3 separate regions of the Mus musculus genome follow, and regions 1 and 2 are each linked to region 3. Evidence: chromatin loops called from intact Hi-C (ENCODE). Cell type or tissue: heart. All regions are shown on one strand. Each heading gives the region's core, and the rest is flanking DNA. Links, peaks and the distances in the headings are about the cores only. Region 1 holds the start of Gm11734 (predicted gene 11734). Region 2 holds the start of Gm34418 (a long non-coding RNA gene). Region 3 has its middle 22 kb from the start of Gm34128.

Region 1 (10,328 bases), core at 2,851-7,850, 130 kb before region 3:
ATCACAGTGTCTCAGTAATCCAATTAGCAAAATGTGTTTATTTAATGGAAATATTAGCCACGTGCCTTCTCACACCAAGCCCTGCTCCAGCTGCCTCTGCTCACATCTCGGCAAGAAGAGATTCCACAAACCCTGGAAGCTACTGAGGGAGCACGAGTTAGCCCACGTGACCTGGTGACCTAGAGAAGGGCGGGGGGAGGGTGGGCAGTAATGTCTGGGTCAGACTCTGATAAGTCAGACCACAGACTGAGGTGCTCTGGTGGGAAGAGGCAAAACCAGTTTCTAGATTATCTCTGAGATGCCTAGCAGAGATCTCATAAGGTAAAGTGCTTACCTTGGATGCATAAGGACCTGAGTTCAACCCCCAGAACTCACACTAAAAAAAAAAATCTGAACATGCCATTGAGCATCTATAACTGTGGGGAGCCGCCCTCACATTCGCCGTTACAAGATGGCGCTGACATCCTGTGTTCTAAGTGGTAAACAAATAATCTGCGCATGTGCCAAGGGTAGTTCTCCACTCCATGTGCTCTGCCTTCCCCGTGACGACAACTCAGCCAATGGGCTGCAGCCAATCAGGGAGCGACACGTCCTAGGCGGAGGATAATTCTCCTTAAAAGGGACGGGGTTTCGCCATTCTCTCTCTTGCTCCTGAAGATGTAAGCAATAAAGCTTTTGCCGCAGAAGATTCCAGTTTGCTGCGTCTTTCCTGGCCGGTCGAGAACGCATGTAAGATATAACCCCAGGGCTGGGGAGGCAGAAACAGGTGAATCCCTGGGGCTCGCTGCCCAGTCAGCCTCAACTTCCTGTCTAGTTCCAAGCCCATGAGAGACCCTGCCTCAAAATTCCAAAATGGATGGCACCCGAATAATGGCAGCTGACGTTACCCTTCTTTCTCCACGAGTACACACATGGCCCTGTTCACACATGAACATTCAGACAGACAGACGGACGGACAGACAGGGCCACTCTCTCCTCGAATTATAACTTACCTCTAAACTAGCAGCCCCATTGACACCTGCCCCGCAGTGGCCCCACCCTGGATCACGCCGCCCCTCTCGGTCCTGACACCTCCATGGTGCCTGAGGTGTATTTGGCAACAAGGCAATGCTGACCAGAATGGCACCGGATGAGGGAGCCCAGCTGGCTGTTGAAGCTCTCAGGATCCTGTCAACAAGCAGCTCTTTGCTCTGTGTCTGCAGATTGGGGGCCTTCAGCCTCCAACAGCCCTGGGAAGCCATCCTCTGCAGAGAGGGGTGGAGTCACCCCTGAAGACCACCAGGTGGCCCAAAGCCCCAGGGCTCTTTGCCACTGGCCCCCTTACTGAGGAGAGCCCCAACCCCTCTGCTCCTCTCTGTAGGGACATGCACTGGCTAGTTTTAGTCAGAGTCATTTGGGAAGAGAAAAACGGCACTGAGAAAATGCCCTCCCCTAGATTGGCCTATGGGGCATTTTCTTAATTGATGACTAGTATAGGTGGACCCCTCTCACTGTGGACCCTGTCACCCTTGGGCTAGTGGTGACAGATGCTCTGAGAAAGCAGGCTAAGCAAGCTGTGAAGGGCAAGCCAGGCAGCGGCATCCCATGTGGTCTTAGCTTCAGCACCTGCTTCCACCCTCCTGCCCTGAGATCCCTCAGGAGTGGACCATGATCTAGGGGTGTGAGTGAAATACAGAAACCACTTCCTCCCCAAGTTGTTTTTGGTCATGGTGCTTACCACTGCAATAGAAACCTGACGAAGACAGAAGGGGGTATGCACACACTGCTGTTTGCTGGCTGTTCGTCAGGGTGAATATTCAAAGGAACCCCTCAGAGACAATGGCATGACCCTAAGTACTAGCATGGACAGGGGGGCCTCAAGGACCCCCCCCACCCTCACTGACAGGGTCTGCTTAGCATCGCCTGAGCTCCTCTCCAACCCCAAAGTGTGTGCATAGTCCTATCTTTCCAATCTACCCAGCCACCAACCCAGGGCTCCCAGAGTCTCAGCAGAACCCCCAGCAGGCTCCTCACAGAGCTCTGTCTTGTGTGACTGAGACATCTCTGCCACACACCACCTTCTGCACCCCACTGAAGACTAACAGCTACGCCGATGTCGGGCCTTGCACGCTAATGACAGGTGTGTGAAGGCTGCCTGCCTGCCAGTGGGCTCCGCTGACATCACACCCACTCCCCGCCTGTGAGCAGCACTCCCCGAGGCGACTGAAATCCTAATAGGTTCCTTTAACTGCCTCCTGCATCAATTCTGACACCAGGTGCTTTCTTCTTCCTCCCCACGGCTAGGCTTGCCTTCCAACTCTGTCTTTGTCATCGATTCTGACTGAAAGGAGGAAGCTGGGCTTGCTCTCACTCTTGTGCGGCCCCACCGTGAGAGAAGAAAGCAGAGAACAGGGCTGGATCCGCAGAAGCTGTGGGTGGGTGGGGTGTGGGCGGGGGATGGGTGGGGTGTGGGCGGGGGGATGGGTAGGGCATACCTCTGGACCCATGGGGAAGCCGAGAAAGGAGCAGGAATGCTGCTCTCTGGCGTGGTCCCAGAGATCTAGACCTGGGCTTGCACATACACAGGGTTCATCCCTGCCCTCTGTCCTGGGTCAGGGAACACACCCCTAAACCCCACATGGCTGGACTTGGGGGTTCACAGGAACCCTCGCACAGCAGGGTCACTGTGAGCAAGGGGCTGGGTTCTCTTGAGTCCCTTCCTCAAGAAAAGAGAAAGGAAGGAAGCAGGGAAGAGAAGGGAGAGGTGCGGTCTGCTTGGACAAAGACTTCTTTTATCTTTTTGTTCAGAGGTGTGACCTTGCTCCACCTGTCACCAGGCTAGGACCACGCCTTCCACAGATTATAACTTGGGTAACAGTGAAGCTCTTTCTCCAAGTCCTTGCCAGACTGGCCTGTCTAAAGGCTGCTCATGGTCCCAGCACTGTCCAAGTCTAGAAGGGGAAGTTATCTTCCAGGTTACCACCTGGGGATCTGAGACTCACAGGTGATGATCCCAAAGCCATGAATGGCAGGCCTTCAGCTCTTGATGAAATCAAGGCCACCGAAGCCCTCCCCTGGCGTGACAGTTGTAATTACTGATTTTTTTGTTTTGTTTTGTTTTTGTTTTTTCGAGACAGGGTTTCTCTGTGTAGCCTTGGCTGTCCTGGAACTCACTCTGTAGACCAGGCTGGCCTCGAACTCAGAAATCCTCCTGCCTCTGCCTCCCAAGTACTGGGATTAAAGGTGTGCACCACCACCGCCCAGCAATTACTGACTTTTTGAGTGATGCTCATATGTACTGTCATGGTTGTGTGTGTGTGTGTGTGTGTGTGTGCTGGGGACATGAGAGGAAGGGGCCATATGAGGTCAGGAAGGTGGGGTTTAGAGATTACAGATAGCTCTTACTGGCCATCCAATTGGTGTTGTAGGGTCCTTTCTCTCTCTCGGGACATTTTGGACTACAAGAAGCTACAGCAACAAGGCTGTGTGGCTACCATTGTATTGACAGCTTTCCGTACATACATGACTGGAGACCATTAACTAAAATGTCTTCCTCATGCCCCCACATCAGGTCAAACCCTCTGACTACAATCAACAGGGGTTGGGGGTGGGGGGTGGGGTTAGGACGATCCCTAGCCTGAGCTCCAGGGCCCTGCAGGCAAAAGTCCCCTGTCCTCCCAGTCCCAGCCTGGGCTCTCAGGTGGTCATCTCTGGCCCAGGTGCCTCTTCTCCTCTTCTCTTTTCTGAGACAGAATCTCGTGTAGCCCAGGTTAGCTCTGACTTACAATATAGTTGAGAATGACCTTGAATTTCCCATCCTTCTGCCTTTATCTCCCAAGCGCTGAGATCATAGATGTGTACCACCATGCAGTTTACTCTGCACTGGGGATGAGACCCAGCAGTTCGTGCACGAAGCAAGCACTCTGCTGACCGTGTCTCCAGCTCCTGGAACTGTATCTAAGTGACAGTAGGGCATCTCTTAGATTATCCTGCAGGCCAGAGGAATGGACACCCTCCTCCCTCTTTCTCTCCTTCTGTTTTCTTGTCAGTAAGTGCCAAGGTGAAACCCAAGGCTCTTCCATGCTGGGCAAGCACTTGCCCACCAAGTCATACTCCAGTCCTGTGGCTTTCTTGCTGTCTTTCAAACCTTCCACTTGCTGGAACCAGGCAGGCTCCCAGGCTGAGCCTCCCACATCCATGATATCATCGATCCAGGTGAAAGGCTGAGAATCCTGGACCTCTGCCATCCCAGAGACCATGCCCAGTCTCTCAGTGTACCTGTGGCTAGAACAAGCATCCCAAACATACCTGGATCTTGGGGAGGGGCTGTGTGCTTCTCTCAATCTCTTTTTCTGGCTGCTCTGGGGGTCCTGGCTGAGACGTACATCTTGGGGACACTGTCCTGGAGAAAGACAGTGGAGAAGTGAGATATGGCTTAGACCCTCTCGAGGAGACACACACCTACTTCCCCTAAGGAGCTGGAGTGGCCAGAGAGCAAGGCTTGGTCCTCTGCTCTGCCTACAGAGCCAGGATCTCCGATGGGCCAGGTTGGGGTAGAGGCCTGCGACGGCCACCTGTCTTGTGGAGCTGGTAGCTGCAGGGGAATGAGGCCACCATCTTCTTCACACAGTAGGCCTTGTCCCTCTCCACCTGGAGGTCAAACTGCCTTTTTCAATGTTATCCTCTGTGGGTCCTGCTGAGGGACATTTTCCAGCTGGATTTAGAATCTCTTCTCAGCAGTACAGCCTTGCCTCTAAAGTGGCCTGGATGGGAACCCAGGGCAGGGAGCAGTGACTTTCCTCAGGATCTTCCAGTCTTAAAACTGGCAAATCCCAGTATCTGCTCAGCCAGGGCCTTGGGGGAAGGTGGTGGTGGAGGAGGGGCAGCTTCCGGTCTCTCCACAGCTGTTGCTGGGCAAAAATCCACTCCCACCTCTGCCATTGGTCGGCGTTCCTCTGCCTGGCAGAGTGGGAGCAATGCCAGCCCCTCGGGAACCATCATCACCCAGGCCGCCCAGTGAAGGCAGCCCCGAGGCGGAGAGCTACCCCACACACTCTTCGAGGGGTCAGAGCAGAGAGGGAGGCCGTGGTAGCAGTTCCTGTGGTGGGTGGGCGTCTCCTGCTCCGGCTCTCTTCTGCCTGTGGTCCTGGCTCCCTCTCCTCTGCCCAGGTCTCACTGTTCCCCCAGTGTGTGTCTCACTGAACTAGAGTGGGCCGTCTGGCCCGCTTCCCAGATGGCAATGTACAGTGGCTGCTGTGCTAGCATTTGTCCTAGGCTGTGCTGGAGCTGGCGACTGTCAGCTCCTAAGGGCAGGCCTGCCTACTATGTTCACAGCTTCATGCTCCTGTGGTACAGAGCGTGGCACACCAGGCAGAGCTCCTGCTATATGCAGCATTTGGCACTGCACTTGGCCATACTCAGTACCCAGTACAGCTCCTGAACACTTAGTACTCGGCAAAGAACTTGGCATGGGTCAGGTGTCTGGGCACTTACCAAGTGCTTTTGCAAACCTCTGTCACCTGTTCCTATAGGCTATGAGCGCTTCATCCCACTAACAGGTGTGGATGAGGCCCATCAAGGGGGGGACTCTGTCTGAACTTCCAGTATGGATCAGTGTTGTCAAGGCAGGACCTCAACCCAGAGTCCACAGTCTCTGTCTCTGTCTCTCTCTGTGTCTCTGTCTCTGTCTCTCTCTCTCTCCCTCCCTCTGGGGTTTTCCAGCATCCCATCTGCTGACCAAGTCCCCAACAGTCATTACAATTTCAATCCCTGGGGAGAAACCTTGAGCAGAAGCCAGCTCTTGTTTTTCCAGGGAAACTGTCTCATCATAGATGCTTTAGTGCCTAGGGAATGCTGGGAAAAATCCCTGAGAAGCCAGACCCCTCCCCATAATTGTTCTAAAAGAAGCGCCATGTACCCCAGGAACACTCCCCAGGAATAATCGCTAAAGGGCCTAATTTTGGAGATAACCACCATTATGAACGTCTCATTACTTTAATTAAAGTCTCATCCATCACTGGCGTGTGGTTCCTGGAAGCGAGGGGGCTAACCAGGCAGCCCGCAGCACCAGAGAGAGGCAGTCATGCACACTTGCTCTTAGCCGATGGGCTGACAGTTAAGCTACCCACTGACGCCCACGTCCTCTTGTGCCACGCCTTACCCCATGTCCTTCCCCACCCCTCCTCTATCCATGTTGCCTAAATGTGCTGTTCCCACTGATGAGAAGGATGGAGATGCCAGATGCTGAAATGACTGCCGAATGGAGTGCCAGGGCAGGCAGGAGGCAGGTGATGATGGACAGCTGTGCTTCTGTTGGGGCAGGGGAACTGGTCCAGACCAGATCTGCCTTTGTGTGCTGGGATATCAGGTTGCATCTAAGCGGTGGGAGTCAGGATAGAATTAGCTTGAGCATGAGGCCCCTACCTCTATCTGGCGTCTCACCCAGTCATACCCAGAATAGCGTTTTAAATTAGACACAATAAGAGGTTAACACAAGTCAAAAATATGAAACAAGTGTTTACTGATGAACCATATCAGAAGCCATGTGCTGCGATCACTTCCTCTCCAAATAACCTTGTCTTAGTCAGGGTTTGTATTCCTGCACAAAACATCATGAAGAAGAAGCAAGTTGGGGAGGAAAGGGTTTATTCAGCTTACACTTCCACATCGCTGTTCATCACCAAGGGAAGTCAGGACTGGAACTCAAGCAGGTCAGGAAGCAGGAGCTAATGCAGAGGCCATGGAGGGATGCTGCTTACTGGCTTGCTCAGCCTGCTTTCTTATAGAACCCAGGACTACCAGCCCAGGGATGGCACCACCCATAGTGGGCAGGGCCCTCCCCGCTTATCACTAATTGAGAAAATACCTTACAACTGGATCTCATGGAGGCATTTCCTCAAGGGAGGCTCCTTTCTCTGTGAGAACTCCAGCTTGTGTCAAGTTGACACACAAACCCAGCCAGTACATATCTTTATTTGATGTCACTCTTTCAGATAGTTATCAGGTGGTCTCGACTGGACACTCACGAGTAGCTGAGGATGCCCTTGAAATTGTATCCTGGCTGCCTTCACCTCCCTCCCTGGCACAGGGATGACAGCCGAGTACTGCCACACCTGGTTTTATGCAGTACTGCTGTCCCAAGCCACTCTGCAGCCGTGATGAAGACTGTAAACAAAGGGAAACTATGGAGAGAGGCTTTTCCTGCCTTACATGCCCAGTCACAGTCTGTCAGTGAGGGAAGCTTGGGCTCAAGGCAGGGACCGAAACGTAGGAAGGGAAGCAGAGACCATCGGGGACACTGTCTCACTGTTTGGTTCCTTACCCCAGGACCACTATCCTGGGAGTGGAACTGTCATCCCCCCCCCCCCCCCCAGCAGTCATCAATCAAGAGAATGTACCTCAGGCTTGCCTACTGGTCATGGAGGCTGTCTTAGTTAGGGTTTTTATTGCTGTGAGGAGACACCATGACCAAGGCAATTCTTATATGGAAAGCTTTAAATTGGGGCTTGCTTACAGTTCAGAGGTTCAGTCCATTATTGTCATGTCAGAAAGCATGGCAGAAGACAGGCAGACATGGCGTTGGAGAGTTCTACATCTACATCGTCAGCAAGCAGCAACAAAAGAGAGACACACTGGGCCTAGCTTGAGCATCTGGAACTTCAGAGCCCACCCCCCAGTGACACACATCCTTCAACAAGACCACACCAATTCCAACAAGGCCACACCTCCTAATAATGCCACTCCCTATGAGCCTATGGGGAGCCATTTTCATTCAAACCACCTCAGAGGCATTTTCTCAATTCAGGTTCCCTCTTCCAGATGACTCTAGCTGTGTCAAATTTACAAAATATTAACTAGTGTAGCTGGAGAACCCACATAGAGCCTCATGCATGTTAGCAACCACTCCACCATCTAAGCTATATCCCCAGCCCAGGAAATAGCTGTGTAGTAGTTTGAAGGAGAATGCCCCCTATAGGCTCTTATATTTAAATACTTGGATCCCAGTTGGTGGAACTGTTTGGGAAGGATTAGGAGGCGTGTCCTAGTTGGAGGAGGCATGTCACTGAGGGCTGTGTTTGAGATTTCAAAAGCCCATGACAGTCCTGGTGAGCTCTCTCTGCCTTGTACTTGTGGATCAGTATGCGAGCTCTCAATTACTGCTCCAGCGCCATGCTGCCTGCCATGTTCTCTACCATGATGGTCATGGACTCCAATCCTCTGCAGCTGTGAGTACCCAAGTTAAATGTTTTCTAAGTTGCCTTGACCATGGTGTCTTATCACAACAACTAAAAGGTAACTAAGATAGTACTGTAATCAGACCTGCCTGTTGACCTCAAGTAACTGAAATCACTGACATCAGAGGCTTGTGTGAAGCCCACTCCTAGCTTCATGACATGTTAGGTTTCCAACATCCTACAAGGATTATAATGCTGCCTCATGGTGCTGGTCACTGAGACTCTGAGAGGGAGGACACCCATGCTGCTCAAGTGGTGACACAGGCAGATTTTGAGCACTATACATCTGTCTGATTTCAGAATCTTCTACCCAGGCTCTGATGGAGAAAGTGCCACTAGACAGAATGAGAATGAGCTTGGTTGGGCATGGCCACAGGAGGGCCTTCAAGGTCAGGGAGAAGATGGCAGACATGGGGCTAGGCTTGATGGAGAGGGTTGACTGAAGAGATAGTTGTATGCTGGGCCATCTTGTGGACAACCAGATGCCAGGCTATGCAGGGGACCAGGAGGTCCTGGCAAGAGATGGCAAGGGAAGGCTGGGTGGTGGTGGCGCACACCTTTAGTCCCTGCACTTGGGAGGCAGAGGCAGGAAGATCTCTGAGTTTGAGGTCAGCCAGATCTGTAGAGAGAGTTGGAGGACATTCAGGGCTGTCCTGCAACTGTCTCCCTGTCTCCAAAAACAAACAAACAAAAGATGAGAAAACAAAGGAAGGGGAGATGGTGGGACTCCTCCCCTCTCTGGAAAGAAGGCAGAGTCGGGTGTGGCTGCTGGGCAGGACTCAGAGAAGGCCACATCTCTATTACCTACCTGTTATGCCTGAAAATCACTATGGAGGGACTCTAGGACACCTTGGGAATGGAGGCCGGGACAAGGACTGTCTCCAAGTATAAGCCTTACTGGCCAGGAAGTGATCTGGGTCACAGGTGGGGGATCCCAGTATGCTCAGATGTGGAGCCAGCACCGGTGCTTCAACTTCAGAGACTGGCAGGAGTAGCCACCGCCTCCCACTGGGGTATCTTGGAACAGAGAGGAAAGGGGCATATGAGTGAATCCTCCATCTAGACTGCTGGGGTCTCCAGGTGGAGTGAAGCCCAAGGACCTGGAGCTGGACAAGGGACACAGATTCCAGGTGACACTGTCTTATGATCAGCACTTAGATGAAATGGATGGCTTACCTTTTCCCACCGTGGGGGAATCCCTCTGCCTCCCACAGACCCAGACTCAGCAGTTTCTATCACTGTGTGTATAGCTTTGCTAGCTATAAACAGGACCACACCGAGAGCAGCCCCCCGTCACTCAGAAGTCTGTGTCTTTTGCATTGCTGGGTATTATCCGATTGTGTGGACAAGCACAGTTGTCTTTCCTGTCTCCTTTAGGGGATTGGGTCAGTTCCAAATTTTATCCACTCTGACTTAAGCTTCAATGAACACTTCTCCAAGAGTCTTCCTTTTTTTTCTCTTGCGTGAAGAGAGGGGAGTAGGCAGGCTTGTTGCGTGAAAAATCCAGGACAGACGTCTTAGAAACTATGGTATGGTTTTCCAAAGTGGCTGAGCTGTTCTGTACACCCTACCCAAGCAACAGGTGGCTGCCACACACTCCTGAGTCTCCATGAAGGAAACCATTTCTGAGCCAAAGGCTTTAAAGCAACTGTTACTGGGAGGGAGGGAGGGATGGCTTAGTGGGCAAGCACAGAAGGACTTGAGTTAGATCTGAGCATCCTTGCGAGTATGTTGTGTGTATCTGTAATCCTAGCATTGGTGGGCAGAGACAAGAAGGCTGCTGGGGCTATGCTATGTGCCGGCCATCTATATAACTCCAGTTTCAGTGAGAGAGGGACAGAGTGAGACACCTGATCATCCTTCTCTACAGTGTGAGTAGACACTCTGAACACACTCACACACACACACACACACACACACACACACACACACACACATACACGCGCGCATGTTCACACACACCATGATACACCCAACATTCTCAAGGGCTCACTCTGTTGCTCAGGCTAGTCTGGAACTCACAGCAAGCCTCCAGCCTCAGGATCCTGAGTGCTAGGGTCACAGGTATGAAAGGAACCATCTCTGTGGACACGAGAAAGTCACTCCCTTGCTGTG
Region 2 (10,328 bases), core at 3,443-8,442, 89 kb before region 3:
CCTCAGGTCTACGTAGACCCAGACAGTAGACATACATTTCTGCTGTAATAGATTTCCTAAGGGGGATGTACAGACTCCTGAAATGGACACTCGGGTCTTCTCTCGGGTGTCTGAGCTGTCACCTGCCTGTGCTGCTTCCAGGCTGGGAAACTATGATAATTGCTTTTGATTGCCAGCTTGACACGATCTATGATGCTTGGGAAGGGTGTCTCAGTGAGGGATGGTCTAGATCAGATGGGCCTGTGATTGTCTCTGGGAGACTGTCTTAATTGGTGTGGGAGGACACAGCCCACTGTGGATGACCCCATTCCCTAGGCAGTGGGTCCTTGACTGTGTAAGAGCAGAGAGGAGTCTAAGCATAATCAATCGCGCATTTGTTTTCCTCTGCTCTTGCCTGTGGATGCAACCGGAGACCATCTGTCTTAAAGTGCCTCTACTGTGACTTCCCCAGAGTGGTGCATCGAAACCTGGAATTAAGTGCTAAAATAAGCACTTCCTCCCCCCCCCCCACCCTCCCCTACCACCAAGAAGCTTTTATTTAGGGTATTTTATCACAGCAACACAAAAGAAACAAGGATATCCATGCTGGTGCTAGCTCCAGAGCAACCATCACTAGGATGGGGGCTCGCTGGGTCAGCAGCCACCCTGGTCCCAGTGGGCATTCAGGGACAGAATCCATGACAACTGAGCTACACAGGGCCACCCACAAGGTGGTGTGACCTCGTGAAAAAAAAATCAATAGGCCTCTTGTTTTTGTATCCAGAAATATTTTGTCAGAGATGATACTTGCCGGGGTGACAAGATATTTTATGACAGAGTGTGCGGCAAGCTCTGGGGTCCCAGGTGGCTTCCAGCATGGGCAGACATCCTTTCCTGTCATTACGGATGAGTCTTGCCTGCACGAGGCAGTGCTGGATGCTCAGCCAGCCAGCTCCTCTTCTGTGGGAAGCCGGGAAGGAGGCTGAGCTGCAGTGCACGGGATGACGCTGGCGTCTGGGAGGCAGATCCCAGCATGGCAGAGCTTGGAGCTCATGTACCTGCGCCAGGGCCTGCCCTCACTGTACTGGAGCGAGAAGCCTGGAGGGAGGTTGACAGGAGCTACCGGAGAGATGGGACAAGCTTTCAGCTCAGGGTTTTTACTGTTCCTTCTGAGTGTCTAAAAAAATAAAATAAAATAAAATAAAATAAAATAAAATAAAATAAAATAAAATAAAATGATTCCTTCCAGCTTCCCTCCCTCCCTCTAATCTTTCTTCTTTCTCTTCTCTTTTGCCTCTTTCTTCCCTTCCTAATTCCTCTATTCCTGCTTCTCTTTCTCCTCCTTCACCCTTTCTGTCTTATTCTCCTCCCACCCCCTCCCCTTCTCCTTCCTTCTCATCTCTTTCCCTCTTCCCTCCCCGTTCCAGTCCTCTGTCCGTCTGTCAGTCTCCCTTCCGTCCTCCCATCCCTCCCTCCTTTTTTTAAAAACAAACATCAGAAGGCCTTCTTTGCGCTAAGTTCCCCTATGGATATGCTGACTGACAGGAGAGGAGAGGGGTGGGGTGACCAGGTGCGACTAGAGCCCCCCCCCCTCTTCTCTCCGGGCTGGGGAATAAAGAAGAGGGGCTCCAGGAGTCTTCCTCTGCCTCACAGCTCCTTTGCCTGACTGAGAGATGCATGGTGACTTGGGACACCCTGTTAATTTTCTTTTATATTCTAAATGGCTGTCTACATCTGTCCCTCTCTTGTCTCTGGGCCTTTTGACCTATGTATACCCCGAGGTGGAAGTGGAAAGGGACTCCGTCTGGTGACCTGACCACTGGCTGGCTGAGAGGTTCCAGGCGGTGGGAGCCATGCAGATTCCCAGGCTGCTATCCAGATCTCAGGGTTACAATGTCAGCTTGGGCGTCCAGGGAAGAGCTGCCTGCCTTTCTTCAGTGCATAGAGAGGCAACCCGAGGCTGAGCAGGTGGGAGGACTGGAGAGGACTGGGGACGATCATCGGGTGCTCTCCCCGCTCCTAGCTCCTAGCTTTAGTCTCTGTGGGTGCCTATCACAGTTCGTACAAGGCCTAAGAGAATCCGAATCCTTCTTCCCCTTCTCCTCAGCTCTTCCACCTCGCCAGCTCCTCCTCCTCCGCAGCTCCTCCCCCTCAGCTACTCCTCCCCCTCAGCTACTCCTCCCCCTCAGCACCTCCCCCCGCCCCCCCCCCCAGCACTTCCTCTTGGGCTCACTGCCAGATCTGCCCATGATCGAAGAATCCCCAGCACCTTCCTCGCAGGAGGAGGAGCCAGAACCCAAACAGCAATTTCTCAGTGCTTCCTAACTAACACACAAAATCTAGTGCCTCGGGCCTGTCTTGTCACCCAGCCAGCCAGGGGCACCCCTGCCACCCAGACCTGAGGTTGGAGAGGGTCCTTGCTGCTGAAGTTTGGGGGTGGCTCCAGGCTGTGTGTGGGGCGCTCATCTCCAGCCCGCAGGCAGGCGCATGCCAGGATGCTGGCTCGTTGCCCGGGCAGAGGAACACAGACTTGCTGCCGTGGAGTTAATTAGGAAGAAGGGAGGTGGTGGAGGGAACTGGCAAACAAGAGAGGTGGGCCGTGCCAAGCGACTGATGCCACGTGCCGCGCCCCGGGTTTTGGGTGGGAGATGGGCAAAGCTGGCTGTTGGGAGGTCGCCTCACCCCGGGCGATTCTGCACCTGCCAGATCGGCAAACGGGACAACGGGACAATGAGGCCCCACTGCTGGATTTTATCAGGTGCCTCCTGCAACAAGAGACCAGGCCCACCTCTCTCGGGGATTCTGGGGAAAGCCCAGCTCCTCTGCAGAAGTCAGAAGCCACACCGGAGGTAATTAACGCAGAGAAACTGGGAGGAAGAAGAAATTACAGCTGGAACTCCTCCTTTGCACTGGGCCGGCCTCCCTGACTGCTCAGTAGACCCAGTGGCCAGGGCGCCTGCTCCTACTTGTGCAGGTGGAAGGGGTATCACTGATATTTTTTTAAGATTAATTAATTTTAAAAGGATTTATATATTTTATGTGTATGAGTACTTTGCCTGAATGTATGTCTGTGTACCAGGTGTGAACCTATTTCTTGTGGAAACCAGATAAGGACATCAGATCCCATAGAACTGGCTGTAAGCTACCTTTTGGGTGCTAGGAACCAAATTCGGGTCCTCTGTAAGAGCAGCAAGTGTTCTTAATCCCTAAACTGTCCACCTCCCCAGCATCTAAATTTCAAACGCTATTTTTATGTTTACTTATTTGTATGTTGGGGGGGGGCACAAGTGTGCCATAGCACATGTGTGGACATCCGAGAACAACTACGGGAGTCAATTCTCTAGGGGGTCAAAGCCAGGTCATTAGGCTTGGTGGCAAGTACCTTCAGCTACTCCCTGCCCTCTGGTGTCACCATTGTTAAAGCACGTTGCTGGCCAGAGCTTTAACTCAGCAGGCTCTGTGTGCACACATGTGTTTATGTATGCATATGTGTGCACACATGTATGTTTCCATGTGTGTTCGTGTGTGTGTGTGGCTCAGAAGCTCCACAGCTCAGCAGCTTAGCTGCTTCTACACTTCAGGAAAACTTCTTGGCCTTGTGGAGATGGCAAAACAGTTGCCCGACAAGCATGGGACCTGAGTTCAATCTGAAGAATACACATACAAGCCAGATATGGTGGCCCCTGCTTGTACTCCCAGGGCTGGGGAGATGGGGACAGGGAGGCTCCTGGGGACAGGCCAGCCAGCTAGCCTGCTCATTGGGTTTCAGGGCAACAAACAAGGTGACAGCACCCAAGGAATGACAGCCAAGGTTGTCTTCTGAGTGCCATACACATTCACATACACACCCATGAACACACATGGGAACATACAGGTGTGCACTCATGTGCATACATAAACACACGTGTACACACATTCACACACACATACATGAGCATACACCTGTGAACACACATACGAACATACATGTGTGCACACATTCACACACACACATGAACATACACCTGTGAACACACATGTGAACATATGTGTGTGCACGCATGTGCATACATAAACACACACGTGTGCATGCACACAGACCTCACTGCTTTGGTATCACAACCATTTTCTTCAGTTGTTCCAACTGCCACCTAAATCCCCATATATCATTCGTATTGAGCCCTGGGCAATGAAACACGTGCACATATGCACACTTACATAGGGATGTCAATCCAGGGACATTACAGAGCCTCTCTAGGAGCATGGTAGCAGCTGTCCAATGCCCTGGGGTTGCTCAGCCGAGCAAAGCTTCCATTTTCAGGGAGCTTGGAGCACAGCTGTGCATAGGGTCAATGCCACATTCTCTCCTAGCGGTTTGCTCCAGGATCTCTGGGCAGGCCATCATGCCCTACCTGGGATCTGAACCCTGGTCCTCGAGCTTGAAGAGCCACTTCCCCAGCTCCTGATCTCTGGTTTTCAGCTGGAGGGTTTTGACTGTTCCTGTTTAATGGGCTGTCTCTGGGGTGGGGCTCATGTCCGACATCTTGCCTTGTCCTTGCTGTTTATCCCACCTGCTCTGTCCCTCCCTCCTCTCTGCCTTGTGTATTTCTTAGGATTCCATTTGTTGCTGTGTCAAGGATTAATCATGTATCCCAGGCTGGCCTTGAACTTGATTGTAGCCGAGGATAGCAGCCTATAACTTCTGCTCCTCCTGCCTCTATTTTCCAGTGCTGGGAATATAGACCTGTGCTGCCATAATTACTTTATGCCCAGTTCATGTGGTGCTGGGGGTTGAGCCCGCTTAGACTCTCTTGGACCCCAGTTTATCCTCTCATGAAGGAATAGCAGTGTGTGCTCGCCCAGCTCCGCAAGCCATGTGTTGTGGTTCCCTCTGTCTTATGTTAGGCAGTGTGCTGCATTTGCACTGTGCGGTTGGTTGTTACCAGTTCATTGTTAGTCTCTGCTCCCCAAAGTCCAAACAAGTGAGGCTCAGCCACCTGCCCCAATACATCCAACCCAGAGCCAAGCAGCGCCACCCTGGGGAAGCAGGTAAAAAACTTTCCATGACTCCAGATCCATCCAAGAGATGACTGCTTCTATGCTGGGGGTGGGGGGTGGGGGGTGGGGGGGTGGGGGGGTGGGGGGGTGGGGAAGGGGGTAGCCTCAGCTCCCACGGTTCTTAGTGACTATCATGGGTCAGCTGTCCTGTGGGGCTTCCTGTTGTCTGGGGCAGGTGTGGTCTCTTGTTGTAAAGATGTTTATTGGATGATCCGGATGTTTCAAGGAACCGCTGCACCTTGGAAGGAGAGAAGAGCCATGAAAGAGCAGAGCGACTCAGAGAGCAAGGAGATGGCGTCAGGCCAGCCACTGGCCTCAGGCAGCAACAGGGCCAAGCTCTACGGGGCTATGGGTCGGAGGGAGGCAGGAGCTCACCTCCAGCACCCACAGAGCCTTGGCAGCAGGAGAGAAGTTAGCTTGAGAAACGCACGGAATGGATGAAGAGAAGAAAGCTCGGTCCACTTAAGTGCATCGAACATAAATCGGAGGCTGGTTTCCAGCCCTCCATAGAGCTGGCCTGGGTCCCCCTCTTTGTGCCGCACTCACAGCCCTGAGCTGTAGTCTGCTCATCTTTAAGCCCAACAATCCCCGTGCTATCTCCCCAGCTTTTCAACCGCTGCAGCTCACGGCCCTGAACACATTTTGTGAAGGGCTAGAGCTGGACATATGCGAACAATTAAACTCCTCTAGATCCTCCACCCAGGAGCCAGGCCCTGAGACATGAAGTCATGCTTCTATTTTTCTCTCTTTCCTTGTGGAGAGGAGATTTGGGAAGGGTGGAGGGACCTGGCAAGAGGGAGAGCAAAGATGGCCGGAGCAGGAGAGCTGCCGGCTGGAGATTTGTTCTGGAAGCTGCAGATGGTTCCAGAAGGCGCTGGTTGCCCCCAAGGGTTCCCTCCTCTGGCCGCCACTGCTTTCCCTGATTCTTCCCATTGTTCTGAAGCCAGATGCAAGGACTCCTGTTCCAGGATACTGCCTCCCTCCCCCTCACAAGTTAGAAAGAAGCCTTGGGTGAGGGGCGCTGAGGGATTGCAGGCGGGGGAAGGGCTGCCCCTCTGCCAGGCACGCTGCGCTGCGGAATCACTGTTTTCTTTTCTTTCTTTTTTTTTTTTGAAGTCAAAACCACTCATGAGGCTTCCCCCTCCCCTACCCAGAGCCCCTCCATTATCCCTAGGCCATTTGGTGGTGGTTGCCATGGAGACCACAAGCAAAATGGCATGCAAATCAACACAGCAAGAACAACAGCAGAAGATGGGCCCAGGGAGTGAGGGCAGCTGGAAATGCCTCTACCCACAGCACCCCTAGAATAAAAGGCTCTGGATCCCTCAGGGTTTGAGGAGGTTCCCCATCAGCCATAGGACGGACGGAGGCTGAGTGGGTGTCCTGAGAGGATAACCAAGGAAAACTCAAAAAGCGATCTGCCTACTTCCTGGCCCAGTCTTTAGCATTAGCCATCAAATAGGGAGGGGCTCTAGGTCTGGCTTGGGGCCAGAAGGATGCTCAGGGCAGAGGCTTTCCTGGCCAGAAGATACCTGGCTCACAGCCATCCAGGGATGAACATGGCAGATCAGCCATCCCAAAGCCAGGTCCCTCGGGCTTGGCACAGGCGCTTTCTCTCCACCCATTTGGAAACCATCTCTGTTCAGACTCCTGGGGCCTCAAAGAGGCAAGGCAGCAGCTCAATTTTTTAAGAAGAAAAAAACCACAGCTCCCAAGAATCTAAATCTGTGAACTTGGGGCCTCTTGATTGAAATGAGAGTTGACTACGGAACTGGGGGTTTGGATGCCCTTTTCTGTATCCTAGAGGTTTCCCCACTGAGGTTGATCAAAGGCCCAGGAAATGGCCTGCGATAGGCTAGCGATCATGGTGCCGCCTCATGTTCCTGCTCAGAGGCAGTGGGGAGAGAGGGAAATGTTCTGCACGTGGCCTGGCTCCCTGGGTTAGGAGTGATGTGGAGGCTTCTTGGAGCAGTATCCCCAAAGCAGCAGTCAGTTCACACCAGGACCTCTCCCTGAGCTCCATCTCAGCTGCATGGTTTTCTGAGCACACACAGCCTGCAGAAGTGATAGGCTCAGGGCTGGGAAGGACCTGCCCCATTACTTCTGTAACTTTCTTCACCCAGAGCTCAACAGCCCACTGTGTTTTGAAGTGGAAACTTAAGGGTTCTTTGAAAAGTCAGTTGTGTTGGATGGTGTCTTGCTGGGGCAAACACACAAAGGAACATTTCGCCGAAGCAAACACAGGTGAAAGGATGTTCTGCTAAAGGAAGCATGTGAAAGGACACGTGATGAAGGATTCTTCACTTACGACATGCATGTATTGGTCCGTCTTACAGTGCATAGTTGAGCTCCATTTGTCAGGGCTCCATAGAGAGAAATGCACCAAAAAAACCTTCTAGTGGTGTGCTATGGCTTCTTGCTGCTTTCCGGGACACGGGCAGAGCGATGTCAACTGAGACAGACACACGGGCTGAGGCAAGACACTTGGTGAAGCAAGACCCGTGGAGGACACGTGAAGTTTGAGGGAATTATAAATAGGACTTGGTGGACAGTGATGGGAGCTGGCTGGGCTTGGCTTGGCTGGGCTGAGCTGAGCTTCAGGCTTGCTTAAAGAGCTGGCTGGGCAATGCTTGTTGGTCTTGAGTCTTCGCTGATCTTCGCTTCTTTGGGAGAGAGCAGCAGCTGAGAACTTTTCCTGGAGTCCCTCCTGCTGACTTGTGCTGATTTGGCTGAGGCCTGGCTATCCCTGTAGACTGCTGATGTATCTGGGAAGTGTTTGCAAGTGGACTGAGCTGCTGCTGCTGGCCTGTAAACTGAACTGCTGATTTCCTGACAACACAGATGGGATTTGTTCCAAAGAACCATCTCTAAACAGGTCCACTTCCCACCTCCCTTCTGCTCCATATCCTCTCGTTTCCATTGCCTCTGGTGGGTGGTGGGCTAGAAGGGAGGTTAAAGCATTTAAGAACCATTGTTTGAAAAAACAAAAAAAAAGGGGGGGGGGCTTTGAAAAAAACTAAAGTTATAATACTCTGTGTTCACAGCCCCATCTGCTTGCTCAGACCAGATATCTGGTGCATGGCCATGAAGATGGTCAGAGCCCAGGCACAGGGACCCATTTTCCTCTAGGGCATCTCCCCATGCCACTGGGGTGAAACTCAGGAAACTCCTGCCTCAGAAGAGGAAGGGTCAGCTCTCTGTCGCCTGTCCCAGGAACACTAGAGGATCAGCTCTCCTGGTTTTTGGCCCCCATGGGTGTGACTCAGGACAGACAGGAGCAGGGTCAGGGCCCTTGGTGAGCAGAGGCCAGGGCTGCAGAGCTGATGTCTGCCTCCCTGCTGTGTTCTGATGTGTTGCTCTTTCACATGTCGGGGATCTGTTCCTCAAAACCATGCGGTGATGTCATCTGCAGGTGTGGGTAGGCGGTGATTGGGGTTAGACACTGTCATGACAATGGAGCCCCTATGGTGGTATTAGTGGTTTCATAAGAACAAGAAAAGAGGGCTTCCAAGGGAGGGTGGGAGCTGGAAGTGTTTGTGTGACTACATGAATGGGAAGAATCAGAGTGAAAAAGGAGAGACTCTACTCTGATGAAAGAAAGGGGGAGGGGGAAGAGAGAGGGGAGGGAGAGAGGAGGGAGGGGGAGGGGAGCAGGGGGGAGGGGGAGAGTGGGGAGGGAGAGAGGAAGAAAGAAGGTGGTGGGACGGGGAAGTGTGGGGAGGGAAGGGGAGGGGAGGGAGGGGAAGAGGAGGGAGGGAGAGCATAGCATTGTAATAGCTCTCAAGTTATGCTCAGAAATCCCATCTTTCCTTTTCTCTCTCATTCAGTAAGCTAGCCAAGGTGTCTCTTGGGCTGGAGGACACTGCAGTCCAAGAAGGAAATGCCAAGATTCACTAGGCTCGCAAGAGAGGTTCAGTCTGCCTCTTTTCCCTGTAAACGGAGTTTCTGGAAAACTGCAGGTTTAAGGCTGGGAGGGATACTTAGCAGTGGTAGTTGTACTGGAGTCCTTGTTGCTTTGTCAACAGGTTTCAACCAGATCGCTGGGTGAGAGGTTCCCTTTTCTTCTCCTGTTCCTGAGAACTTCCCGGCCTCTCTGTCCTTTCTCAGTCTGCTATTGGAGTCTCCAAGATAGGGAAGTGTCTCCCAGGAACCACCATGTTGCTCCAGGCATCACCCTGAGAGGAACCCTAAGCAAGGAGGGCTTCATAGTCCGTGGCCGGTTCTCTGTGAGAAGGACCAAGCCTGTGGGTTACTGTGGGGCTTCAGCTGCGAGCCACTGTCTGGCGGATCGCTCAGCCTCTGGTGCTGCCTCCCAGGACCCTTTAGTTTGCTGCCGGAAGGGACTAAAAGCTCTCTGAACTCAGATCTGGTCTTCAGGATTGGGAGGTGTCAGAACACAGAATGGCGAAGCTTCCAAAGAAAACACGCCCCTCTTCAGACACGCCCCCCTGCAGACACGCCCCTGGCTGGCACAGCCCTCTGCCTGCACAGCTCAGGCATAAGCAGTAGGAACAGAGCGAGCCACAGCAGACTAGAGCCCACTATTCCACTTACCACAACCTGCGACCCAGAATCAAGACACTCCAATTCTTTTTTAAAACATGTTTATATTTCACTTTTCAAAATATCTTGTTTTTGTTTTATCTTCTTGCTTCTTCTTCTTTCCTTTCTCCCTTTCCTCAGGGCCCTCCTTTGTCACCTTCACCCTTGCTAACATTAGGCTTCACAGTAGAATTATGTAGAAAATATTCTACATAACTTTTGCTCTTTTCTTTCCCTTTATTAGGATTTATTTTTTTATTATTGTAAATTATGTGTCTGTGTGTGGGTATGTACATGCCCATGAGGTATCCACAGAGGCCAGTAGAGGGTGCTGGGTCCCCTGAAGTTGTGGGGTCTGGGACTGGGCTCTCAGCAAGAGTAGTATTCACTCAGCTGAGCCATCCCTCCAGCCCTTCCCTTCTATGCTTATTGGTGGAACAGCATTGGCCTTGAGCTGGCGCTACATCTGTCCATCTGCCTCATTCCGGTGTGGTTGGTATGCCCACTCATTTTCTCTGAATGGTCCTGGAGATGCAGCTCTCCTGAGAAGGCTGGCTACCGAGAAGTCCAGTAACAGCCATCTGCAAGCAGAGATACAGAGAACAGCAGGTGCTGAGTCTGGAGAGCCAGGTGCTCCGTGGTTCTGTTGGGTGTGGACGATCTGGGAGCTCCTCCGGGAGTCGCCATGTTGAAAGAGGAGCTGGAGTCTGACATCAGTGATTGACAGCAGCTACAGATACATGTGTGTGTGTGTGTGTGTGTGTGTGTGT
Region 3 (10,328 bases), core at 2,142-7,141:
CCCCACCCCCTCACCCCATGGCTTGGTCCCCAGGACGTGACTGGCCGCTCCGCTCAGCTCAGCCGACCGCGGGTCGCGAGCAGGCACCAGGCAGCAGCGGCAAGCCACCGGCCCACTCCACCACTAATTACTTCCCACGATGAACATGTTATTATGTCTTACACTCGAGATAATCAATTTGGAATCGCCACTTTGATGAGTTAATGGGCACTTGGTGGGTGTCATGTGAGAATCTGTGCAAGGACTGGGTTCTATTTTTAACAGCGGCTGATCAGGGTACCAGAGTCAGGATGGGTATAAGCGCCTGTGCTGGGCTCTGCCCTCCCTTCCCCTCTCCTCCTCTCCCCCTCCCATACTCCTCCCTCCCTTTCTTTCCCTCTCTCTTCTCAAAGGTAGTTCCTTCTTTCTCCCCGCTCCCCTTTGCTCTGCTCTGCTCCTCTCTCTCCGAGACACACTGTGACAAGGTTGACATCCCAGATCGAGGCTGCCCTCCATACACACCCAGTACCCAGTAGGCTGATCTGTGGCCAAAGTCTATCAGTGACCACGGACCTGCTTCACCTGGCCCAGGGCTCTTCCTAATTTCCCCAGGTAGCAGCTGGAACTGTGACTTGGTTTCTTCATATGTGGAATCAGAGGTAAAATGTGAACCCCAGGGACATCTGCGGTGTCAGTCCCAGCAGCTGGACCCAGGGTGCGTGAAAAAAAAGTGACCACAGAGAAAGATGAATCACATTCTAAGCTGGTCATAACCAGTAAGACAGATTTCAAAGCTACTGCAGCCTGGGTAATTGTTTTTCCCCCACAAAGAAATACAAAACACTCCACTAGGGAAAGGACAGGATTCTCATGAAAAGGCAGTGGGATTGCGGGATAGCCACCTGTTTTGGTTTTTTGTTGTTGTTGTTGTTGTTGTTTTTGTTTTTGTTTTTGTGTTTTTAAGTAAAAAGCTGGGGCTGGAGCAATGGCTCCACCATTAAGAGTTCAATTCCCAACAACCACACGGTGGCTCACAACCATCCATAATGAGATCTGATACCCTCTTCTGGTGTGTCTGAAGACAGCTACGATTTACTCATATAAATAAAATAAATAAGTAAATCTAGGGGGGGAAAGTGAAAGAGAAAATCCCAATAAAGCCAGTGCTATGTCTCAGTCATTCCTGATTCCAGGTATGACCATAAAGCCGGCGGGTAAGACACAGACCTCAGTGTGTAACCGTAAGCTCTAAAACCGCCAAAGCTTTCTAAGCTATGAACCAAGCTTCAGATTAGGCGTTTGCTCGCTTTGGAGAGTTTAGATTATACATAAAACCCAGACTGTGTGGGTAAATGCTTGTAAACACGTACCTGCTGAAAAACTCTGTCCAGGGTAGGGAAATAATTCTCACAGCCGAGTAAGAAAAGAAGCTGGATACAATGGCTCATACCTGCAATCTCAGCACTTGGAAGGCTGACGCTGAGGCAGGAGGATGGTCAGTTTGGGATATGTATTGATATCTAGGCCAGCCTGGGCTACAGAAGCTAGATTACATTTCTAAAATAATAATAAATTATAATTCAGATTTAAAGTTGGCAAAAGATTTGAAAAGCCGGGCAGTGGTGGTGCATGCCTTTAATCCCAGTACTTGGGAGGCAGAGGCAGGCAGATTATTGAGTTTGAAGCCAGCCTGGTCTACAGAGTGAGTTCCAGGAAAGTCAGAGATACACAGAGAAACCCTGTCTCAAAAAAAAAAAAAAAAAAAAAAAAAAACAAACCAAAAAAACCAAAGAAACATAAACAAAACAAAAAAAAAAAACCCCAAAATTGAAAATACATATTTCATTAAAAAAGAATAATGGTGGCAAAACAAACCTTTGCCCAATGGCATTGGATATTGTGGAAATACACCTAATAAACACCGTTAGAAGCTGGGTAGACTGAGGTCTAGCGCAGGAAGGACTGCTTTGGGTTTGGGGCCAGCCTAAGCTGCATGGGCTAGCCTGGGCCACAGGGTAAGACCCTGTCTCAAAACAACTACAATAGGAGGGGGAAAAACTCACACTGAGATCCACAACAAACCTAGAGGAACAACTAGAAAAGCTGTTACTCTTTATTTTATGTGTATGAGTTGTGTTGTGCGTGACATACATGCAGTGCCCACAGAGGCCAGAAGAGGGCGGAAGATCCCTTGGGCCTGCAGAGTTATCAATGCTTGAGAGCCCAATGTGGTTGCTGGGAATTGAACTCAGAACCATCTGGAAGAGCAGTCAGTGCTCTTAACTGCTAAGCCATCTCTCCAGCCCTTGGTTTGGTTTTTTTAGAGACAGGGTTTCTCTGTGTACCCCAGGCTAGCCTTGAACTCTCTTTGTAGACCAGGCTGCCCTTGAGCTCACAGATTAGCTTGCCTGTGCCTCCCAAGTGCTGGGATCAAAGAAGTGCACCACCACTGCCAAACATTATGTTTTGTTTTGAGTCTCACATAGCCCAGGCTAGCCTCTAGCTTGCTATCTTCATGCCTCAGCCTCCCAAGACATTCCTTCAATGATTTTTCTCATAGTTTTATCATTTGAACTTTCTATACAACTTTTCTTGTCTTCTGTCCAATGTCCAAGCAGGAGGGGGTCATCTCCCCACTCCCACCTCCATGTCCAATTCCTGTGGTCCCTGATGCGTCTGCCTAAGGCTTGGGGACATTCCCAAGATGGTAGTTTCAAGAAGGCATCTTCAATGCCACCATCCTTTTGGACCATCGTTCACGCCTGAGAAACACTCCTTCAGGGAGTATGTGATTGCTGGTAGCTTGGGTGGGACCGTGGAAGGGAGAAAAAAAAAAAAAAAGGACCCAGCACAGCAGGGGAGGTGAGAGAAGAGAAGATCTGAGCTGAGTGTCTGCTGCCGTTTGGGTGGAACTGCCTGCGTGGTGCCCGATGTCCCTTAGAGCAACTTGCCTTGGCCATCTGTCTGCCTGTCCTTGCGCACCTTCCCAGCCCAAGGGCAGAAGGCTGAGGACTGAATGCCAGGCCAGTCCCTACCCCCTTCCACCCCCCCCCCAAGGGACCATCCAAGTCCTTGAAAACATGACCTCCTCATCTGGTCATTGCAAATTAAGATTGGTCCCCAGCCCTCTGACCTCTCAGCAGTTTGACCTGAGATAAATAAAGTGTCCTGTTTGCTTAAGAAACTGACTGCAAAGCCCAGAGGCCCAGACGTGAAACATAGACTGGGAGGGAAGGGCTCTGTTGGGGGCCTGGTGTCTGCCTGAGGCACAGGAGTTGGGAAAGACTGAGCTCCTCCTGGCTTGGGGCTGCCACTTCCTCACCACTTCCTGCCTGTCCTTCAAGTACAGGGAGGGACAGAAGCTCTGCTGCCCAGGAGGACCGATGGATGAGTCTCTACTCACCTGCCCCCACTCTCCTCCCCCACCCCCCACCGTGTGTCACCTGGTCCTTGGGAAGGCGAGACCTGGACATCCTGGAGAACTCTACAACCCTGGGACCATAGACACCTCCCAGATGTGTGAGCCACACCCTTTCTTGTTTAATGAGGTGACCCCCAGCAGGCTCTGTTACCAGGAATTATTTCCAGTTCACTGGTACCGTGAAGCTCAGAGAAGTGAAGTTGCTGGACCAGAGCAGTGTGGTGAGTGTCAGGTCACACACGTCCCCTCCCCTGTCCTGGTGTCCTTTCTGTTGCTGTGATAACAAAGGACTTAGGGAGCTGGAAGCATGGCTCGGTGGTTAAGAAAGCAGACTGCTCTCACAGGGTACCCAGGTTTGGTTCCCTTTGGCTCTCAGGATCCCAGCTCCCACCCAGGTGGCTCACAACCTCTTATGGCTGCAGCTTCACAGAGATCTGGCTTTACAGACACCTGCACTTGCACGCACATATTTGCACACACACACATACATATACACACATAGTTAAAAACTTTAGATCTCTTTTTTTCTAGTTTGAACTTTGATTTTATTTTGAAAGAAAGCACATACTCATTGTTTTTTAAAAGACAGCTCTCATTTTTAAAAATTTTTGGTTGATTTCTTTGTGAGTTTCACATCACGCACCCTAGTCTGACTCATTTCCCCATTCCCTCATATCTTCCCTCTGCCCTTGCAAAAGAAAATAAAAAACCCACACAAGCAAAAGGACTAAGCCTAGGAAACATCTCATCGTGGAAGCTGTGCTGTGTCGCAGTGTGTCCCACAGAAAGTGTCCCTCAGTCCACACATCTTCACTGGCAGATGGCCGTCGCAATGAGTCATTGGTCTGGTTCAAGGTCTCTGGTTTCTGTCACACCGTCAATATTGGATCCTCGCCAGGACTCCTCCCGGTTATCCTGTTGTTGCCCTGTGCCCTGGAGATCCCAAGCTCTGGGTCAGCAGGCCTGGCCCTTTCCCATGCTCCCACGGTTCACAGATGTTGTAGATTTGGGGATGGGTCAAATCAAAGCCCTGAGTCTGGACCTGGGTGGAAGCTGAGCTAGCTGATCAGGCGCTCTCACATCCGCGCCACTAGGGGGCGCTCTCCAGCCCTGTCTGTCTGGGCCACCCAATCCTGCCATCCGCTGGAGGCAAGGTCAGCTCTCTCCTGCTTTCATGCCCTTGGGACCAGTTCATCCGCACCCACACCTTCAGAGCCAGCTTTAAATCCCTTTTTAGTAGTATTTTTTCATGTTTTGCTGGTGTTTGAGGTGCGCCGAGCTGAGCCTTCATGTGGGGGCTGGGAATTGAACCCGGGTCCTTCGCAACAACAAGTGCTCTTAACCCCTGACCCAACTCTCCAGTGCTAACTCTCTTTTTTAAAAGTGGTTTTTAAAACAAACAACGTAGGGGAGAAAGGATTTAGTTTAGCTCACCAGCCTAGGTTATAATTCTTCATTACTGGGCAGTCACAGCAGCAGGAGTTTGAAGCCAGATCCTTCAGTCACACCCGCAAGCCAAAGCAGAGAAACAGCTTGCGTGCCTAGTTCTCAGCTTGCTTTCTTTACCCAAGGAACGGTGCTACCCACCTTCAGGCTGGGTCTTCCCACATCAGCTACAGACGTCAAGACCATCCCGCCACAGACATGTCCACTGGCCACCATGATCTAGCTAATCCCTCACTGAAAACACTCTTCCCAAATTACTCTAGGCTGTGTAGAGTTGACAATTAGAACTGATGTCCCCCGACCTCCCGCGCTGGCTTCTCGTGCTCTGCCCCTCCCCTCATCTCTCTTTCTGTCTCCATCTCTCTTGCTCTCTGTCTCTTTGTCTCTCTGTTTATCTTTCTATCTCTGTCTCTCTGTCTCTGTCTCTCTTGCTGTCTCTCTCTGTCTCCCCCTCCCACACCTCTCTTTTTGTCTGTCTCTCTTTGCAATCAGGTCTCTATAGTCTACAAAGGCCACACTCCAGTCCCTGGGGAGAGGGTCTGAAAACAGGATTCTGTCCCTGGAGCTCTGACTCAAGCCTTCGCTCCCCTGCACCGCGATGTCCACAGCAACTCTCTTGTACTTTTCTTCAAAGATACCTACCTCTCTCAGCAGAGCTCCTATTCAAGGTTCAAATGGGAATCTCTCTGCCTTTAAGGCCCAGTCACAAAGTCTCTGACAGGACACTGTACACCACCCGGTCTGTGGTCAAGAAACTCTGTCTCTGGCTCCTGCCCATCCCAAGCACAGAGAGGGCATCCCGCCCTGGACTCCTGAGCTCCAGTTCTCACTGGAAGAGACCTTCCAGAGCCAGAAGTGGAGGCTTGACAAAACATCTATGCACATCTACACACACACACACACACACACACACACAGAGAGAGAGAGAGAGAGAGAGAGAGAGAGAGAATGTTCTAGACAACCTTAAGCTGCATAGCCACCCTAGTTCTTCCCGATAAAAAGGGGTCCCCAGCCCTTCCAGCCCAACTGCTGCGACCTTGTAGATAAACACCCATAAGCAGAGCAAAGCAGGCCAGAACTGGATCATCTCTTCCTGAGGCTCCCAGCCAGCACCTTACTTAACTCCAGACATCAGCCTTGAGGAAAGGGCTGTGAAGCCTCTGGGCCCTTCCCTACTCACAGCCTCTTCAGCCTGCCCAGTCCTGTCCCTGAGGTTACACCCACCCACTTTACAAGCTCAGGTCCCCTCAGACCAGTTTCCTTCCAGAGTTTGGGGGGGGGGGAGGGTGCTGTTCCTACAGTGAAGCCCCAACCTCCTTCCTTCAAAGTTGTGATCAGGCGCATCTGCTGCTCCAGCCCCTGTACTGTCATCTGTGACTAAATCACCATCTAGAAAGGCTCCTTGCTTTCTGCATATGACTGTACTGCCCACCCTCAGAGGCAGAATCCACAGAGCCCTGGACAGGGACCTGTCATTTTATGTTCCTGGACTTGGTTGCCATGTTCAGTATGGCTTCAGGGACTGATGTGAGTGGGGCAGTAGGTGAGAGAATAGGAAAGGATTCACACACACAGATACACAGACACACAGACACACACAGATACACAGACACACAGACACACACATACATCTACACACAGACATACACACACAAACACAATATACACACATATCTATACTTAACTACACGGATGTACACATATATCTATGCACAGATCTATGCACACATCTACACACACATGTACACATATCTACACACACACACACACACACACATGCATGGGTGATGGAGGGCCCAGCAACCCAACCACCCACACCCCAGTGCATGTGATCGCACAACCAGGGAGAGGCTGAAGGCTCATATCTTAAACCACACATCTCGAGTGTTCAGATGTCTGAGGTAAGGGAGATCTCATCCTACCTGCTCCTCCCCAACCTGCCAATCATCTGGGTCAAAGTGGAAGGAGATTTGTTCCCTCAACACAAATGTACCTCAGACCCCACCAGGAAGGCTCAGCCTTCCTCCAAGAGCTGGTAGCCCCAGGTTTGGAAACATTCCTGACACACTCCTGAGACACCAACACCAGGCCAGTGGCTCTTGGAAGCATCAAGCTTTGTGGTAAAACAACCAACCCCAGCACTGACTCTCTATCTGTGGGACAGTAGGGGAGATGATCTCGAATGTTCTAGAAGCCCCGGGTCTACCTACATTTGCTACCAGGACCCACTGAGACCACTTCTGCTGCATCTGGCATCCCACCCTCTTGGGCTCTCGATTGGCTGGTGCAGTTGTCCATCACGAGATTAGGCAGCAGCAATAGGGTACTGGTCTGTGCCCTGTGAGGCTGCCTTGACTGTTGACTATTGGAACACACGCACAGGCCCGCCTGTGTGCAGGCAGAGTCCATGTGCCCAGATTCAGCGACAGTACTGTCCCGGGGGGCAGGCGAGGGGATTGGGGGAAGTGCATGTCCCCTGGCCTGGTTGTCTGCGAGCTGCCATGGGGGGAGAGGTGCACAGGTGACTTGAGTCCTCCTACTGTTGCGTGTAGTTTTAATGATTATGCTATTGCTTTAGCCCGGGAGCTGCAACCGTGATACCAGCCCCTCCCAGCCTGCTTTGTTCTTCCTGGCTTCGCTCCAGGATCAGATCTGCACTCCCAGCACTGACCTGGCTTCTCTTTCCTACCCACCTTTGCTCCTGGAGGGGTCGAGTTACCAGCCCATTCCTGAGACCCTTGAATCAGAGCATAAAAGACACACACACACACACACACACACACACACACACACACACTGCCTGTTACCTTTAGAACTTGCCTCTACACAATTGCTGGGTGTAGATACCTCAAGCCTAGAAATGTGTGCCCTAATCAATTTATTATCTCCATCTCTCCTCGGCCCTAAGCTTGGTGTCTTGCATCAGCTAGCACTCCGGCCAAAATCCTTGGCCCCACCCACCCACTCAAAGCGGAGGCTGCAGGCCTTAGCTGCCCAGAGACCTTACATGTCTGCTGCTTTCTCCTAGTTCCAAAGCATGGCAGAGAAGTTCCCTTCCCTTTCCTGAGTTTCCTCTTCCTCTTGGAACCTGGAAGTCCCATCTGTACCTTTTGTCCAGCAATTGGCCCCTGGCCTTTATCGACAAGTCAAGAACTAATTGGGGAACAAGACCTTAGCAACAGAACCTCCCCGTAGCCCCACAGTAGCCAGGCCGTGGATGCAAGGGTGTTCAGGTCACTGGGTTTTGTTGCTCTTCGGGGCTGTTTTGGTGCAGGAGATTACTAGAGCCCCTGAGCGCTCTACCTCTGAGCTCTGCCTGGAATTCTTCTTGGGTTTGTTGTTTGTTTTTGTTTTTTTGTTTTTTTTTTTTTTTTTTGAAACAAAAATCTAAGTTGCACAAGAGGTTTCTGACCCGTAATCCTCCTGCCTCAGTCTCCCAAGTAGTTGATATTACAGCTATGCTGCAGGCTCAGGTAGCACGTCCTGGCTGCCTCCTACCTAAGCCAATGTCACCAAGCCTAGGGGCAACTCTTCCTGCCCTGAGCCGGCTTGGGTAGGACAAAGGCAGCTCTCCATCTCCATAGAACTTCAGAACTAATCTTATCACTTCGCCTTCAGCTGACCCTGAGCCTCCTGGATCTCAAAATTTAGGAATGGCTCTGATCCCACTGGCTGAGTTAGATTACACTGCACAGGGACTGTCCCTCAGGGGTCCTAGGAATACAGGCAAATGTGTCTCCCTGAGCCCCATTCCTGTCCTCACAGGTACAGATCGGGCTACCTGGCTTCTGGCTCTCTCTCCAAAGCTCCAGTCTGCGCTTCCTTTCTGACCCCTGTGCGCATGCTCAGATCCTCAGGAGCCAAAACCTTTAAGTGGGGCTTTGGTTCCTGTACCCATCTTCCTGCATCCCACCGCCCTTCCCACGCGGCGTCCCAAGCTCCCGGGAGAGAACTGTTTAATCTCGTGTATGGTGTGTGTCTATCAGCCACACCAGCTATTGAAGAAACTCAATCCATAAATAATGATGATAGTTGTAAAAATAGCAGGCATGGTCCCCTTCCTGCGTCAAAGGGCTGTTTTTTTTTTTTTTTTTTTTTTTTGACTGCCACTCTGAGCCAGCCTTCAGAAAAAGAGTTAATTAATATCCCTCGCTGTGGACTAATTCTCTTTTCAACATGTGGCTGTCATTCCCCCGTCATCACAACTGATTTACAACAGGGTTTAATTAAATTCTCCCTACATAATTCAACATTCTCCAAAGACAACCCCAGAGTGGCCCGGGGTATTTAAAATGTCACCTGCTGAGACATATCACCTCTCCCTAAATAAATATGACAGTGATCAAACTTTGGCTAATTACGGTGACTTGGTTATTTGTTTGTATGTTTTAATATTTAATTGCTTTCATGTTCATCCAATTACGCTGCAACAGCAAATAGAAATTAACTGTTTTATCAGCATGTTCCCAGCCCAGCTACTAAACAACCTGACAGACTCGGAACAGTGGGAACTGCCCAGGCTGAAAAGATGGTGTAGGCTTCTTCTCAGCTCGGTGGACAGGCGATTAAATTAAGGAGGCGCTCTGGCGGAGCCGGCATGGGGCGGCAGGCTCGGCTTCCAGGAGCTTGGAAATCTCAAGCTAAGGATCAGCGGATGCCAGCAGGGCTTTTGATTCCATACTGCCACCCCGTGGCCACTTCTTGAATTGCCCCAGCTTCTTAGGCTGAAGTTCTAGGAAGCCAGAAACTCCTGGAATCCACCAGCTAACAGCGTCTGTGACTCCTCACGTGGGTGAGCCGAGTGCGTTCACAGTCTCGAAATGCTGCCTCCCCCTGCAGCTTTGGGGTTCTCTGCTTCGACAAATGTGTAGTACCTTCGGTCAAGTTCCTGGGACCAAGATAGTGCCTCGAAGATATTGTAGATCCTGGGTCATTACTCCTCCAAGTCCACACCTGTAGACGCCGCCCTCCTGGAAGGGGAGCCGGGAAATGCTGGTCTTGGATGCCCCAGCAGCCCTCTCCCAATAACCAATTAGGCCCCCAAATCAATTCCCAGGATTATCTCCAAGGGACTCCTGCCTGGCTCCTTCATTCCTTTTCAATTGGCGCCTGCTTCTGTCCCAAGGCAAACCTCAGGAGAATGTCGGAAATAAAAAGGATGAAGGGTGACAGAAACCCGAGCGACTCTATCGAGAGGCACGTCCTTCCAGCCTAACCCCACAGCTTCATAGGAGCCTTCCACATGCCAAAAATAGAAATAACCTCTCCTTGAACTCCTTGAACTTACATCTCACTAAGGCGGCTCAGCTGTAAGCTCCTGTCGGGGAAGGGCTGGGAAACAGACTGAGGCCTCTTAGAGAGAGGCGACCAGACAGTGCTGGGACAGCTCATTAAACAACTTCAGGGAGAACCTGGCGGGGTCTCAAGGAGTCCAGGGGAAGGAGGATCCTATAAGGAAGTGTGTGTGTGTGTGTGTGTATGT

The links. A loop is a pair of places that touch in the nucleus more often than their neighbours do. Peaks named below come from ENCODE experiments on the same cell type or tissue, not always from the same donor. Only the 100,000 strongest peaks of a DNase experiment are listed, where the experiment ranks them.
Region 1: it touches region 3 in a loop (2.1-fold over the local background); 3 of 42 quality-filtered maps call a loop at or near these places.
Region 2: a loop joins it to region 3, with 2.0 times the contacts of the local background. A loop is called at or near these places in 8 of 42 quality-filtered maps.

The regions. Positions count from the first base shown.
Region 1 is chr11:117,518,008-117,528,335 of GRCm38, reverse strand. It overlaps Gm11734 (predicted gene 11734), which reads right to left and starts at 5,156. Exons shown (of 7, transcript NR_167774.1): 1 at 4,912-5,156; 2 at 4,288-4,381. In heart, for the core only: CTCF peaks have their summits at 4,584 and 5,364; DNase peaks (open chromatin) are centred at 4,935 and 5,724; H3K27ac peaks cover 1,131 bases.
Region 2 is chr11:117,474,979-117,485,306 of GRCm38, reverse strand. It overlaps Gm34418 (a long non-coding RNA gene), which reads left to right and starts at 2,255. Exons shown (of 2, transcript XR_389180.4): 1 at 2,255-2,828; 2 at 5,243-5,735. It overlaps Gm11733 (predicted gene 11733), which reads right to left and starts at 939. Exons shown (of 3, transcript NR_130966.1): 1 at 791-939. In heart, for the core only: no CTCF peak of the experiment used is centred there; DNase peaks (open chromatin) are centred at 5,856 and 6,576; H3K4me3 peaks cover 965 bases; H3K27ac peaks cover 1,423 bases; H3K27me3 peaks cover 729 bases.
Region 3 is chr11:117,384,279-117,394,606 of GRCm38, reverse strand. No RefSeq gene overlaps it. Among named protein-coding and RNA genes, the nearest start is that of Gm34128, 22 kb to the left of the region's middle. In heart, for the core only: a CTCF peak has its summit at 4,490 (motif pointing right); a DNase peak (open chromatin) is centred at 4,356; H3K27ac peaks cover 1,487 bases; H3K27me3 peaks cover 551 bases.